Regions from separate parts of the Mus musculus genome. Here region 2 is linked to region 1. The links are chromatin loops, found by intact Hi-C in ENCODE. Cell type or tissue: gastrocnemius. All regions are shown on one strand.

What was found. A loop is a pair of places that touch in the nucleus more often than their neighbours do. Peaks named below come from ENCODE experiments on the same cell type or tissue, not always from the same donor. Only the 100,000 strongest peaks of a DNase experiment are listed, where the experiment ranks them.
Region 2: a loop joins it to region 1, with 5 times the contacts of the local background. A loop is called at or near these places in 21 of 42 quality-filtered maps.

What each region holds. Positions count from the first base shown.
Region 1 is chr8:65,105,766-65,113,765 of GRCm38, forward strand. Smim31 (small integral membrane protein 31) reads right to left here. Exons shown (of 3, transcript NM_001352886.1): 2 at 2,541-2,674. The coding sequence starts at 2,652. Gm39184 (a long non-coding RNA gene) reads left to right here. Exons shown (of 3, transcript XR_870474.2): 3 at 3,811-4,101. Among named protein-coding and RNA genes, the nearest start is that of Gm39184, 5.6 kb to the left of the region's middle. In gastrocnemius, a CTCF peak has its summit at 4,838 (motif pointing left); a DNase peak (open chromatin) is centred at 4,838.
Region 2 is chr8:65,014,155-65,022,154 of GRCm38, forward strand. Trim60 (tripartite motif-containing 60) reads right to left here and starts at 4,534. Exons shown (of 2, transcript NM_153097.2): 1 at 4,304-4,534. It overlaps Trim61 (tripartite motif-containing 61), which reads right to left and starts at 4,534. Exons shown (of 2, transcript NM_001177551.1): 1 at 4,304-4,534; 2 at 1-746. The coding sequence starts at 453. In gastrocnemius, no CTCF peak of the experiment used is centred here; no DNase peak of the experiment used is centred here.

The DNA.
Region 1 (8,000 bases):
CTGGTAGTTGAACATGCTCCACTGAATGACCCTACATCCACATATAGGCAATATAGCTAAACTCAGTGGTGAAAGAAAGAAAGAAAAGAAAAGAGAAGAAGTAGAAGAAGAAGAAGAAGAAGAAGAAGAAGAAGAGAGAGAGAGAGAGAGAGAGAGAGAGAGAGAGAGAGAAGGGATGGAGGGAGGGAGGGAGGAAGGAAGGAAGGAAGGAAGAGGAAGACATGAGCTGGGAGAGAGCCTGTTGGAGAGATGTCGGGGAGTTGAAGAGGAAAGCAAGGGATGGATGTGCTCTAAGGATGTTGTACACACATGTGAAATTCTCAAAGTATAAAGTACTATTTTGAAAAGTAATAAGTAAGCTGGGAGTGGTGCACACCATTAATTTCAGTAGTTAGAAGTCAGAGGAAGCAGATCTCTGTGGTGCACAGCATTAATTACAGTAGTTAGAAGGCAGAGGAAGCAGATCTCTGTGAGTTCAAGTCTAACTTGGTTTATGTAGTGAGTTCCAGGCCTGACAGGGTATAGCATCATAAGATCCTGCCTCAACAAATAAATAAATAAAACAAAAATTAAATACATGTGCACATGTGTGCACATGGAGACATACATGCATGTGAACACACACACACACACACACACATACACACACACACACACAGATGTGTATATATAAATACATATACAACCAAGCATTAGTGGTTTTACCTTTATTGCTTCACAAATGTAAACTCAAAATTTTGACTTGGTGTTTGACTTCTGAGACCAAAATTTGATTTCAGTCTTCTGGATTGGATCATAACATGGAGTAAGAGGATAGTGGTCACAGAAAATCAATGTAGAAACAGTCTTGGTTCAAGATACCAGGAAGGCTGTGCCAGCCCCAAGTTTACCACCTCGTAAAGAAAATACATTGTTATCTGGTTAGAGTAAGTGCGGCTTTCCTGTCTGTCAGCCAAGTTCATTTTAAACAGTATAGTTGAAACAATCTGTGAACCAGGAACAAGGCTACATAGGTTCCAATTAGGCTTCCCACTCTGGGTGTCAGCCGTCATCCGAGTATCAATTTAATGGGGGTTTTGAGTTCTAATCGCTGTCTGTTGTGTTTCTACTTGGTTATGTAAACACTGCATGTCTCCGAGACATAATGTATTTCATAGCCAGCACTTCTTAAAGACAAGAACCTATGAGGAAGGTTTGGTTTATGTAAATGAAGAAAATATCTAATAAAAAAAGAATTATCAAACCACTAAAAAAATAAAATAAAACAAATGAACAAACAAACAACCCACACACAAACAAGGGGAGGAGGAGTAGAGATAGCCCAGAATTTAAATGCAATTGCTGTTCTTGTGGGGCAGGGAACCTGGGCTTGGTTTCTAGTTCCCATTCAGGGTCCTAGAACCATCCGTAATTTCAGTTCAAGGGAGTGCAATGCCCCTTTGGACCTTCTCAGGCACCAGGCTTGCATGTGAATACCTACATACATGCTGGAAAAACGTTAATAAACAAAACGTAAAAAATTAAAACAAAACAAATCACCACAAAGACAGACAGGCTTATTGGCTCATGCCTTTAATCTCAGCACTTGGGAGGTAAAGAACACTGAGGGTTCAAAGCCATCCTGGTCTATATAATAAGTTATAGGCCAGTCAAAGCCACATAGTGAGACCTTGTCTCCACCACAAACAAAAACGAAAATCTACAAGCACTGTTTGTTTATGAGTTTATTTTATTCCCTATAAATATGGAAAATGTCCTTGGGATGTGTTTATATATACATGTATAATTTATCATTGATTCTGCATAAATCTTGGTGGGACCTAGGCTACCTAGCATACTAGTTAGATGATACGCCTCTGTCTTAACATTTGCTGTTACAGCTGGGCAGTTCGAGGCCAGCCTGGTCTACAAAGTGAGTTCCAGGTCAGCCAGGGCTACACAGAGAAACCCTGTCTTGAAAAACCAAAACCAAACCCAAAACCAAACCAAACCAAACCAAAAAAATTTTTTTTTGCTGTTACTGCCAAAAACATGATACTGGGTTTAAAATACATTTTTTTGCATGTTTGAGCTTTGATGAAAATTAATTAATTTTTAAGACAGAGTTTTTTGTGTTTCAGGCTAGATCTTGAACTTTTGGTCCTCCTGCTTCTACCTTCAGAGGGCTGGATTAGAGATCTATGCCACTGCACAGAGCGTATGAACTTCTAAGGGCTTCCTATATGCTAGGTAGGCACCACATCAGCTGGGCCTGCAGCCCTAGCAGCGACTAAGCTACATTTTCAGAACCTGAGAAGAAGCTGTTTTAAGACTCCTAATGCTGATCCTTCCCAAATGAACCCTCACGCACGCACGCACGCACGCACGCACGCGCACGCGCACACGCACACGCACGCACGCACGCACACGTGCGCACATCACCCAGCAGACTCATTCTCATACGCAGAGTAGAAATGAAACCAAATCCAGCTGTACAGAAAGATGATTGTGAAGAAAAAAACCAGCATCCAGGAAGCACCCCCCCCCCCCTTTCTTTTTACCTTCATTCCTCTCATTAGGGCTGGTGTAGATGGAAGCCAGAGTAAACAAGGAAAAGATGAAGAAAGCCAGTAAAATGAACGCCACCTCCAAGTTGGTGAATGGTAGCTCCATGGAAGACTAACGGTGTTTTCACCTACAGTAGGAAACAAACATTGGCTTAGAACACGGTGATCCAGTGAACTGCCCAGCAATATTTACTTTAGAATCAAACACATGTGCAGTAAGGCTTTACCCAAATACCCATGTACCCAGCGCAATGTACTTTGCCTTGGTAAAAATGAAGTATGACGAGGTGTGGTGGCACATGGCTGTTATTTCAGTATTAGGGAGGCCAGGGTAGGACAAGTGTGAGCTGAGGCCAGTATAGTCTATAGAGCCAACATTCTGTCTAAGAAACCCAGCCCAGCCCAACCCCCAAACAAGTGTATAAACAAAAGCCAAGACAAGGGAGCTGGAGAGATGACGCAGTGGATAAGAGCACAGGCTTTTCTTACAGATGACCTGGATTTGGTTCCTAGCACGTTCATGGCAACTCACAACTGTCTTTAACGTCATTCTAGGGGATCCCAGGCCCTCTTCTGCCTCCTCAGGCACCAGGTTTGCACATGGTACACATACATACACAGAGACAAAACACTCATACATAAAATCAAGATAAATAAATGTTAAAAAGAAACAGAAAGATTACTATAGTACTAGGGTTGGAGGTAAAAGCACTCGGCAAACATGCACGAGAATCTGAGCTTTGATCCCAGAATCCTTGCAAGAAGCCACATGTTGGGGCTGGAGAGATGGCTCCGTGGTTAAGAGTATGCATTGAGGTGATTCCTAGCATCCACCTAGTGGAGTGACTCTTAATTGCCTGTGACTTCAGCTTCAGGGCCCGACTTTTCTGTCTTTTCCTGTACACACACACACACACACACACACACACACACACACACACACGAACAATTGAAAATAATAAAATCTTAAAAAAAGAAAAAAGCCTAATGTGGCTGTGCACACACCAGCGGTATTGTGGCTATAGACAGGAGGGGCAATGGAGCTTGCTGGTTGACAGTCTATCCCCAGGTGCAGTGAGATGCACTGTAAATGCAGCAGGAGGCAGGTGATAGAGGAGGACTCAGTGTCCTTGATCTGTCAGAGCTCATGCACACACACCTTAGTATACACAGGTGCGTGTGTGCACACACATGTACATACACACACACAAAGCTGCAGTATCTTGCTTGGAACAATTGCTGACTATCTTTTTATGTCTTTTAGACAAGTGCCAACTATTTGAAACACTGCCAAGAGCCTAGAAGAATTTTGAAGACACAGAAAGAGTGGCCACATCTTCCTACCACAACTCACTTCAAGTCCTTCATCTGCTCTGTGAGGAAGTAATTGTCAGTCTCTTTCTTAAGGCCTCAGGTTCCTCTGAGTGTGGTATTCAAATGATCTCAACACATTCTCTAGGTGGAATTCTGGGCTAGGTCTATCTGTCTGCCCGTCTGTCTCTCTGTCTCTGCCTGTTTGTCTGTTCATCCCTCTCCCTCCACCCCTTGTGTGTGTGTATGTGTGTGTGTGCGTGTGCGTGTGTGTGTATGTGTGTGTGTGTGTGTGCATGTGTGTGTGTGTGCATGTGTGTGTGTGTGTATGTGTGTGTATGTGCGTGTGTATGTGTGTGTGTGTGCGTGTGCGTGTGTGTGTGTGTATGTGTGTGTATGTGTGTGTGTGTGTGTATGTGTGTGTGTGCATGTGTGCAAGCCACAGTGTGTGTATGAAGGTCCCAGGACAACTTTGTGGGTTCTGTTCTCTTTTTCCATCTTTCTGTGAGTTCTGGGGATGGAACCCAGGCCATGAGTCTTGGGCAGTGTTTTACTGCTGAGTCATTTCCCTGACCCCTGGTAAGAAAGTGAAGATCGAAGGAAAAATTGTAATTGGGAAATATCACAGGATTCATTTTGAAGGGCATACAGGAGAATGAGGGCTTTTTATTGGCTAAGTGAGGGAGCAGAGGGGACCCCAAGGCTCATTCAAGCGGGAAGGATATGAGGCTCACCACTAAAACCATCTCACAGACTTGTGTGAATTGAGTGTGGAGAATGTCAATCCCACGGTCAGCAGAGAAACACGGTCATGCACATCTTGTAACTTATTAATATTTTGAAATGAGATGGATCACATCTGTTTTTCACGGACTGTGAAGATTGTTAATCCTGCTATGGAGCCCTAGAAACCAGAATTTATTTTGATTGCCACTGTCCAGGAAAACAGAGGAGGCAAGAAAAGAGAAGTCTGGCGCCACCTGCTGGCATCTGCATGCAGGTGGTTAGAGATGGAAGTGACTGAAGGACTGAATTCAGGGATGCCACATGATTGCCTGTGTGATACCACGTACTAGTGTAAAATGACCTTACAGACCCCCCAGCTTCATTCCATGCCTGGAACAACACTCTTGCTTGAGTGTGGTGGTGCAGGACTTTAATCCTAGCTTCAGGAGACAGAGGTAGGTGGATCTCTGTGAGTTCTAGGCCAGCCTGGGCTACAGAGTGAATCCTTGTTTCAAAGTAAACAAACAAACAACCCCCCCACTCCCCCCAAAAAAAAGCAAAACCCTGAAACAAAAGCAAAATAAAAACCCACTTTAGCTTGTTTGTTTTGAGTCAGGGTCGTGTCACATAGCCCAGGCCCGCCTTTAACTGGTTATGTTTGTCCTGCCCCAGCTTTCCCCGTGCTAGGTTTGTGCTTCCATGCCTGGCTTTATATAACCTTCTACTTGTCTATCTATTTGCTTACTTAGTGGCTAGGGGGCTGAACCTTGTGTCTATTGGGCAGGTGCTTTACAGCTGAGTTGTAGCCTTAGGTGAAACACTGATGTTAGTGTAGGCGTTCAGGATGGAGGGAATCACGGATGTTTTCTGGACATAGGTCACATACAGTGGGCTCTTTCTGTGCCAGCATCCCTCAGGCTGTCATTCTAGTAACAATACACAAAAGTAGCATTGTTTCTGTTGAGAAGGGAAAATCTGGGTGAAAAGACACAGTAGGTGGGTGATACTGTCAGACGCTTTTGACTTCTCAAGGAGGAACCTTTAGGTCTGTTGGAGGTTTGAGGGCAAAGAGCCCATGAACAGGCACTCTCTACCACCATGACCTTAATTCCACAAAAGAAGCTCTTACCACCATCATCTGGATGTGAGAACTAGTCAACATGTATTGTCTTCAGGCTGGGGGGGGGGGGAGGCACAGTTCAGTGGTAGAATGTATAGTTAGCATACCTGCTGTCCTGGGTTCAGTTTCCAGTGTGTTTATTCACACACACCCTACATACACACATAAACACATATCATAACACCCACACACCATACCACTTACATACACAAACACATACATTCACATATGTCACATGCATGTTCCATATACACACAATAAACATATATCACACATACAACACACATACCACACATACACACACATCATATATACATCACACACTACATACACCACATACACATGCCACATACAAATACATAAACACACACCCCATACACATACTACATACACACACCACAATATATATATATACCTACTACACACACGTACACTCACGCACTCCACATACCACATATACCACATATACATTCCACATACACAGGATAAAATATACCATACACTCATACCACACACATATACATACCACATATACACACAAAAACACATACCACACCACACACATATATACACAAACACACCACATGCACACACACACACACACACACACACACACACACTGTATTATTTCTGGTGTTTCCTTATCATTCCACATTTTTGAAATTCTTTTAGGCACACTTGAAAAACAGTGGCTTTTTTTTTCTTGGATTGCGTACCACCCACACTGGTTCTGTGGAATCTTTAGTTTTCTCTTTTCTCTTTTGCAAAGTAGTAAGGAAACTTGATGCAAAAGCAAAGCAGTATGGGTCAGACACGCCCGGAGGAGGGCGGGGCTTCTTAGGAGTGCTCAAGGGCCTGTGCCCATGTGCCCATCTTATCAGTCTCCTTGCTTACTAGAGAAACACATGCCTTTACACAGTTTGCAAATCAGGATACTTGATGCAGAATGAACCACGAGTTCCCTGCAGCTTCTCTTAAGGGTGAGGGCTACCTGCGTATTTAGTAATAGAAGACTAGCTTGGGCTACAAGAGCACTTGACAAGCCAAACCAACTTCTCCACCACCCTACTTTACTGGCCTTAAGAACTGATCCACTAGATTTTGTTATTTGTCTGTCCAGCCCCACAAACAGCTCTCTGTTGTTCACCTCCATGTTGGGAGGGCTTAAAAAAATGACTTCTTTGTAGCAAAAATTTCTTTCTTTGTCTCTTCTTTTGAGATAGCATCTCATGTAGCCCAGGCTGGCCTCAAGCTTTCTATATAGGGCGTATGACCTTGAACTGCGGATTCTCCTGCCTCCATTCCCTGGGTGCTGTCTGTGGTCATGGTCTACACAACTATATTTGGTGTGTGGGACTCTGGAGCTCAAATCCTGGTCACACTATCCACTGAGCTACATACACAGCCTATAATAAATAATTCTTTGAGTATTCCTTGATTTGATTGGTCATCGATGAAAGAAGTCCAGGGACATGCAACTCAGTGTAAAAATCTGAATTTCACGGGGATGGAAAATGTGTGCTGTAGATATGTCCAGAAATGTCAGCAAGATCAGGCAGTCAGTGGCCTGTTAGCACCTCAGCCAGAGAATAAGACAGAAATTTGGAAAAGGCCTCACAGTTTCAACAGTACCGGTGATGTGCAGGGAGGGCTTGGCTCTCCTTCCCACCCTTGTCCTCTCATCAGAGGGAGTGCCCTTCTCCTTTGGCACTCTCCTGTTCTCTCTGCCTCTCTCTGATGTCCAGCAGATCCTTCTTGTCCTTCTTTGTGTGAGGGCTGTGTGTATGCACTGAGGGCTGGAGTCCCTGGTAAAATGAATGCCTTCACCTGAAGAAGACATCTGCCAGAGTTCAAATAAAGGGCTCGTTCACAACCCAGGGCAAATAAGTAAACTTTCTGGTTACCAAGGAATAGTTTTGGTATTGGAATTCTAATGGTTGGCTACCTCAAAAAATGACCAACACCCCTTGCCCTCAATCCCATGTGACACTACTCCCCCTTCTTCTCCCTACACACCCCCACCTCTCACTTTGAGACAAGGTTTCTCTGTGCAGCCCTGGCTGTCCTACCCCTGTCTCTGCCTCCTACTGCCCAGCCCTCTTCCTCAGCTTCAAGGGTCTTGGGAAGGAAGTTGTATTGTGCACAGATATTCCCACAGACTTTGGTTAAAGCAGAGACTGGCACTAACCCATTACATAACACAGTTATCTCCAATGTCATGCAATCATTGAATTGTCTCTTAGAGATTTTATCAATACACTTCTTGTGCTTGAGTTTCCCTAGTGACCAGGGATTCC
Region 2 (8,000 bases), 92 kb before region 1:
TTGTGTGCTAATTGCTTTCTGGATTGGCTCCACCATCTCCCTCCACAGCTTAATGTAACAGTCAATTTGTTTCCTGTGGCAGACGATAGCATTTTCCACGGGCCAAACAAAGTGATTCGGGGGGAAGCTGCGCAGTGGACAGGAAACCTGTTGTGGCTTTTCCCATGGATGCTCTCCTTCTTGCCTTCCACTCCTGCTAGTTCTTTCAGGGGGCAAGATGGCAACTTCGGTGAACTCACCTGGTGGCTGATTACTCAAAAAGTTCCTTCCTGGACAGTTCAAATGACAAGAGGGGCAGGGGACACTACCCTTTAGATCCTCCCAGAACACACTGGTGCAGGACAGACAGACTTTATGGCCACACTCCATGGTCCCTGGGTTCTTGAGGTATTCCTTACAGACAGAACAGCGAGCCTCTGCTTGGAGATCGGCCAGCCCTGCAGCAAGCTCCATTGAGCCCTGAACAAAGGTTGTGGGAGAGGACACACTGCTTCCAGAAGGCCTGACTCTCTGGTCCTCCCTTAGCTCTGGAAGACCGACCAGCTTTTAGCTTCACTGCCTTGTTGATGATGGTCTCTGAAAACTTGCTTAGTCCCTTGTGCCTTAGCACCGGAGTCAGATGGCAGAGTCCAGCCCCCACAGACGACTGTATATCAGAACATTTCAACAAGGCTGTTGCCTTCCCAGCTCAGTGACCTGAAGTCAATAGAAGTAAGGTGCCTCACATCCAAGGAACTAAGTCCTTCCTGTGGGTGACATAAGAGACAGGAGTTTAAAAAGCAGGCTTTGTGATCCCCAGTGCATTAAAGCACCCACATAGGAACCCAGTGCAGATGGGATCAAGTTAAGTCCCTGAGACCCCCATTGTGGAAGGAACCAAATCTTGAAATTTGCCCTTTGACCTCCGTGACGATGCTTATGTACACATACTTGTTCGAGAGCACACACATTCACACATATTCACACATGCGCTAAATGAATATCAATACAAATTGATGAGTGCAAAAATCAATGGGCAAAAATTCAGGGGCTGAAGGTATTTCAATACAGGGAAATACAGGGCACTTCTCCTGCAGAGCTTTAACTCACAATTAAGTTATAAAGCAAAAACAAAACAGCACCACACATGCTGGGAAGTAGTGGCACATGCCTTTAGTACCAGCCCTCAGGAGGCAGAGGCAGGAGGATCTCTATGAGTTTGAGGCCAGCCTGGTCTACAGAGCTAGTTGTGGGATAGCTGAGGCTATACAAAGAAATCATGTCTCAAAAAATCAAAATCAAAACAAAAGGAAAGGCAGCAACACAAGCAGGTAAAATTGCCCAGTGGTTAGAGCTCTGGCTCTTCTTCCGAGGGCCATGGTTCTATAACTCCATTTCTAGGGGGCCGGGCCTTACAGCATCAATGTGTCTTCTCCCACAACCTTTGTTCAGGGCTCAATGGAGCTTGCTGCAGGGCTGGTCGATCTCCAAGCAGAGGCTCGTCGTCCTGCCTGTAAGGAATACTTCAAGAACCCAGGGACCATGGAGTGTGGCCATAAAGTCTGTCTGTCCTGCACGAGTGTGTTCTAGAAGGATCTAAAGGGTAGTGTCTCCTGTCCTTCTTGTCAGTTGAACTGTCTAGAAAGGAAGTTTTTGATCAACCATCAGGTAGTCTGAATTGGGGGGGGGGCGGGGGCAGCAGACACACTTGTGGTACACATACGTACATTCAAGCAAACCACCTATACACATAAAATAAAATGAACAAATTTAACACAACATCAAACAAAACAAAACACAAAATCCAGCATTGTAAGCCAGGCTTAGTGGTGCATTCCTGTAACTGCAGATTTGGGAGGTAGAGACAAGAGGATTGGGGATTAGGCCTTCTAGACCGACCACCAGGTCAGTCTACCCAGTTTTTCATTGCTTCAAAAAAATAAATAAAAATTTAAAACAATAAAAAAATGGTTGTGACCTGCAACCTCTACATTTACATCAGTAGGAAGGTGGAGGCAGGATGATGAGGAATTCAAGACAGCTTTGGCTTGTCTGTGAGTTCCAGGACAGTCTGAAGTATGTGAGGCCCTATCTCAAAGAAGCAAAACCAAGAATCTATAAACAAAAATACCAGTCAGGGCTGGAGAATGGGTTCAGTGTTGGGAACACCAGGGGCCTCTTCTTCCTGAGGACACAGGTTCAATTGTCAACACCAATATGGCAGCTCACAACAGTCTGTAACTCCAACATTTGACACCTTCACACACTCATACATGCAGGCAAAACACCGTGCATGTAAAGTTTAAATTTTTTCTTAAATAAAAATAATCATTAAAACAATAAAAATGACAGATTGGGTATAGGGCCCAGTGGGTAAAAGTGCTTGCACGGCAAGCCAGACCACCTGAGTTCAATCCCCAGCATACAGATGCAGTGCCTGCCATTTATAATCCCACCTCCCAGTGAGATGGAAAGTGAAAGCAGGAGGGTTGGCTAGAGCTTGAGAGTCGGGAAGCCTATAGCACTCTGTGCATCAGAAGAAACAAGAGACCCTGCCTCAGAAAACAATGGGGTGTGTGGAGGCGGGGGTACAGACTGGAGAGATGGCTCAGCAGTTTAGAGTGTAAGACCCCCGAAGCTGGGCCTCCACTCAAGTCCCGGGATGAGCTGGCCAGCACCCCAATGACCTGAGAGAAAACCACACCTGATGCAAACTGCAAGAGGTTTTATTATCAGCTAGCTGAGGACGAAATCCTCGCACTGTGCAGGGCAGGGGAGTTTGACTCTGAGTGGTGACAATAGGGGGCTTTTAACAGCTAGCTGAAGAATTGGGAGGAGTTGGGAGGAGTTGGGAGGGGTTGGGAGGAGTTGGAAGAGTTGGGAGGAGTTGGCAGTGGTTGGGAAGAGTCTGGAGGAGAGTTGGGAGGAGTTGGGAAGAGTTGGGAAGAGTTGGGAGGAGTTGGGAAGAGTTGGGAGGAGTTGGGAGGGGTTGGGAAGAGTTGGGAAGGGTTGGGAGGAATTGGGAGGAGAGTTCTTCTCTGCCCGGATGTCCTTGGTAAAATTACAATTATCGCATCTCTGGCTGTAAGGCACAGAAACAAAAAGGCTTTTTGCTGGCTATAGAGAACAAAGAGCGTCTTTCTGGCTGTATTTTTAGAGATCAGGGAAAACAAGCTTGGGGAACATCCAGGGGCTTTACCTTCCAGGGAGAAACGCTCTAAGTCGGGGTCTCACAAGAGCACTTGCTGTTTTCTGAGGGTTCAATCCTAGCTCTTGAGTGGAAGCAAAAGAGAAGAAAAACAACAAGTGTCACCCCGTTCTAGGGACTCCAACTCCTCCTGGCCTCTGCAGGCCCTAGGCATTTACATGGTGCACTTAAATACATGTGGGCAAAATCCTCACACACATAAACAACGAAAACCCAAACAGCTGAGGTGTTGGGTTAACAAAATGGCTTAACAGCTTAAAGCACTTGTCTTCAAACCTGACAACCTGCGCTTAATCCCTGGGAGCCATGTGGTGGAAGAAGAGAACCCACACTACAAGCGGTCCTCTGATCTGCACACCTGGACCATGGCATGCATGCATTCCCCCCCCCCACACACACACACATAAATTAATAAATACAAATGTTTTAAGGTGGAAGGCAGAGCTGGCTGTGGCAGCCACCTTAAATCCCAGTACTTGGGAGGCAGAGGCAAGCAGATCTCTGACTTTGAGGCCAACCTGGTCTGTAAAGGTAGTTCAGGACAGCCGGGGCTACATAAAGAAACCCTGTCTCAACAAACAAACAAACAAACAAACAAAACAAAAATGTTGGAAGGCAGCTAGGTGTGTCGCACATCTATAATTCCAGCACCGGGTTGGGGTGCGGGGCACAGAGCAGGTTTATCATGGAATCTTTGGTCAGCCAGGTCTACATAATGAGTTTCAGGACAGCTGGGGAGACAGAGAAACCCTGTCTCAAAACCAAAACGAACAACCAAAGGTGAAAGGTAAGAGCCAATTTCCACAAGCTGTCCTCTGACCCTCACATACCCTCCTTTCGCCCACAATCAGAAGAAACTGGAGTTGACTATGACCATGAAATGGGTTGGACTTCAAATTCTCAAGAGCTGCCACTGAGCAATCCAATCTTCCACTGGGACTCCATTTTCTCCAATAGCATCACAGCTGCAGGCAAAGCGTCCAAACACACAGACCTCACATTCAAACTCACATTCAAACCACAACTGCCTATGTAACAATATGGTGAAAAACAATTCATCTCAACCCAGTCATAAATTCTGTCAGAAGCCTCACAGACACAGAGCTCCCACTTTACCTGTTAGAGAAAGCGGGTGGTGCAGCTTACACCAGACACTGCATCCATGCCTACGTGGGCCATTCCTGCTGTGGCTGGTCCTGCCTGCTCAGTTGTGGGCAGCTCCTTGGGAAATTGAGCGAGGCTTGGAACTGCGCATGCCCAATACCCCCTCTTACTTTCTCTGCTTGCTTTGTTCCTGAAGAGCATCAGGTGGCTTCCCTAATTGGCCAATCACTGAATTGCTTCTGGCCACCACCTTCTCCGAGTCTTGCTACAGTGGGTTTGATTTCGAGGGCAGCTGGCCATGTCAAGACATGCAGGCTGTTTTAGAAACTTACTTTCGTTTAGAATGGCCGTTTTCATTAAAAAAAGACAAGTACAACTGGAGAGAGAAGCACTGAATCTTTGTTCTCTGGGCCTTCCAGAGCTTACGGAGTTGTTCCTTTGACTACATAGATGAGGCGGTTCAAAAGAAACGATGTCTCCATGGCAAACGGGAAGGATCTAAACTAGCTAAAATTAAGGGCAGGATTCTTGCCAAGACCTTAGAGTTGAGTATCTAGCCAACACAGCTTCCTAAAACAGGTGAAGGAAAGGGCAGAGAAAAAGGCGAAGCTAAAGAGAAGGTGATTGTGCCCAGGTGCATCACCTCGACCCAGAGACACGCCTTAATGGGCACCAAGGGAAGACTGCGGTCTGCTGGAGCGTATCTATTGCCTTACGACATATCTAGATATAAAAGAACAAAGCAACAACCCCCGACTGTAAAATCAAAAAAAGCTAAACCCATTGTCTCAGAACGAGAGAGAGCTTTGCAGCAAAGCTTCTTCACACAGCCTGGAGGGCAAGGTGAGGTAACTGAACAGGAACCAGCACCTCCCTGGGTAGGTTTCCATCTTCATGGACCAGCAAGTGGGGCAGTCTACCCTTCTGCAGAATTATGACCCACTCCAAAATTCAAATTCACCAGGGTAGATGGATGGTTATGAAATGGTTGGAGAAATTTGAGGGTAAAACGTTTACAAGGCTGAGCAGAGCCTGTAAAATCGTCTTGGCTTCAAGGGAATTGGGTTCTCAAAGGTCTGAAAGAGGTCTTTCGGGGACACTATCAGGAAGTAGGGACATGCCCTACATAGGGAACTCAAAATGCTGAGATGGGCAAGTCAGTGCCTGAGGCTCTTCTGGGCTATATCATCATCGTCATCATCACCATCACCATCATCAAGTAGAGGGCAAGACAGTGAAGTAGCTTAAATGTGATGTGGTGTCTGGAGTTGGAGAAATGGCTTAAGCATTTGCTGCTCTTGCAGAGGACCACATTGGGTTTCCATCACCCACAGGGCAGCTCACGCTAACCATAACTCCAGTTCTGGGGGACCCGATGCCCTCTGTGCTTCCAAAAGTGCTGGAAAGAAAAATGGTTCAGACACACATACAGGCAAAACACTCAAACATATAAAAATAAGTCATTAACACAAAAATTAAACCTTTTTTTTTATTGTTGAAACAAGGTCTTATTGTGTAGACTTGGGTGTCCCAGAAACTGATCTGTGGATCAGACTAACCTTGAACTCAGAGGTCTGTCTGCTTCTACCTCCTGAGTGCTGGGATTAAAAGCACTTATCACCATACCTGGAAATATTTGAGTCTTGAAAGAACCTCTAGAAAAAAAACTGAAAGGAACCATCCAGTGGAAGAAAGACAGCATTTTCAACAATTGGTGCTGGCACAACTGGTTGTTATCGTGTAGAAGAATGCGAATCGATCCATACTTATCTCCTTGTACTAAGGTCAAATCTAAGTGGATCAAGGAACTTCACATAAAACCAGAGACACTGAAACTTATAGAGGAGAAAGTGGGGAAAAGCCTTGAAGATATGGGCACAGGGGAAAAATTCCTGAACAGAACAGCAATGGCTTGTGCTGTAAGATCGAAAATTGACAAATGGGACCTAATGAAACTCCAAAGTTTCTGCAAGGCAAAAGACACCGTCAATAAGACAAAAAGACCACCAACAGATTGGGAAAGGATCTTTACCTATCCTAAATCAGATAGGGGACTAATATCCAACATATATAAAGAACTCAAGAAGGTGGACTTCAGAAAATCAAATAACCCCATTAAAAAATGGGGCTCAGAACTGAACAAAGAATTCTCACCTGAGGAATACCGAATGGCAGAGAAGCACCTGAAAAAATGTTCAACATCCTTAATCATCAGGGAAATGCAAATCAAAACAACCCTGAGATTCCACCTCACACCAGTCAGAATGGCTAAGATCAAAAATTCAGGTGACAGCAGATGCTGGCGTGGATGTGGAGAAAGAGGAACACTCCTCCATTGTTGGTGGGAGTGCAGGCTTGTACAACCACTCTGGAAATCAGTCTGGCGGTTCCTCAGAAAACTGGACATAGTACTACCGGAGGATCCAGCAATACCTCTCCTGGGCATATATCCAGAAGATGCCCCAACTGGTAAGAAGGACACATGCTCCACTATGTTCATAGCAGCCTTATTTATAATAGCCAGAAGCTGGAAAGAACCTAGATGCCCCTCAACAGAGGAATGGATACAGAAAATGTGGTACATCTACACAATGGAGTACTACTCAGCTATTAAAAAGAATGAATTTATGAAATTCCTAGCCAAATGGATGGACCTGGAGGGCATCATCCTGAGTGAGGTAACACATTCACAAAGAAACTCACACAATATGTACTCACTGATAAGTGGATATTAGCCCCAAACCTAGGATACCCAAGATATAAGATATAATTTGCTAAACACATGAAACTCAAGAAGAATGAAGACTGAAGTGTGGACACTATGCCCCTCCTTAGATTTGGGAACAAAACACCCATGGAAGGAGTTACAGAGACAAAGTTTGGAGCTGAGATGAAAGGATGGACCATGTAGAGACTGCCATATCCAGGGATCCACCCCATAATCAGCATCCAAACGCTGACACCATTGCATACACTAGCAAGATTTTATTGAAAGGACCCAGATGTAGCTGTCTCTTGTGAGACTATGCCGGGGCCTAGCAAACACAGAAGTGGATGCTCACAGTCAGCTAATGGATGGATCATAGGGCTCCCAATGGAGGAGCTAGAGAAAGTAGCCAAGGAGCTAAAGGGATCTGCAACCCTATAGGTGGAACAACATTATGAACTAACCAGTACCCCGGAGCTCTTGACTCTAGCTGCATATATATCAAAAGATGGCCTAGTCGGCCATCACTGGAAAGAGAGGCCCATTGTACTTGCAAACTTTATATGCCCCAGTACAGGGGAACACCAGGGCCATAAAGGGGGAGTGGGTGGGCAGGGGAGTGGGGGTGGGTGGATATGGGGGACTTTTGGTATAGCATTGGAAATGTAAATGAGCTAAATACCTAATAAAAAATGAAAAAAAAAAAAACTGAAAGGAATATTTTGATGCCCTTAAAAGATACAAGCAGGGAGTCAGAGGCAGATAGATCTCCGTAAGTTTAAGGCCAGCCTGGTCTACATAGTGAGTAGCCAAGGCTACATAAAACATACCTGTCTCAAAAAAAAAAAAAAACAAAAACAAAAACAAAAACCCTAAAAAGAAGAAGAAGAAGAAGAAGAAGAAGTAGTAGAAGAAGAAGAAGAAGAAGAAGAAGAAGAAGAAGAAGAAGAAGAAAATCCAACCCAAACAAAACAAAACAAAACCAAGTCAAAAAAAAACAAA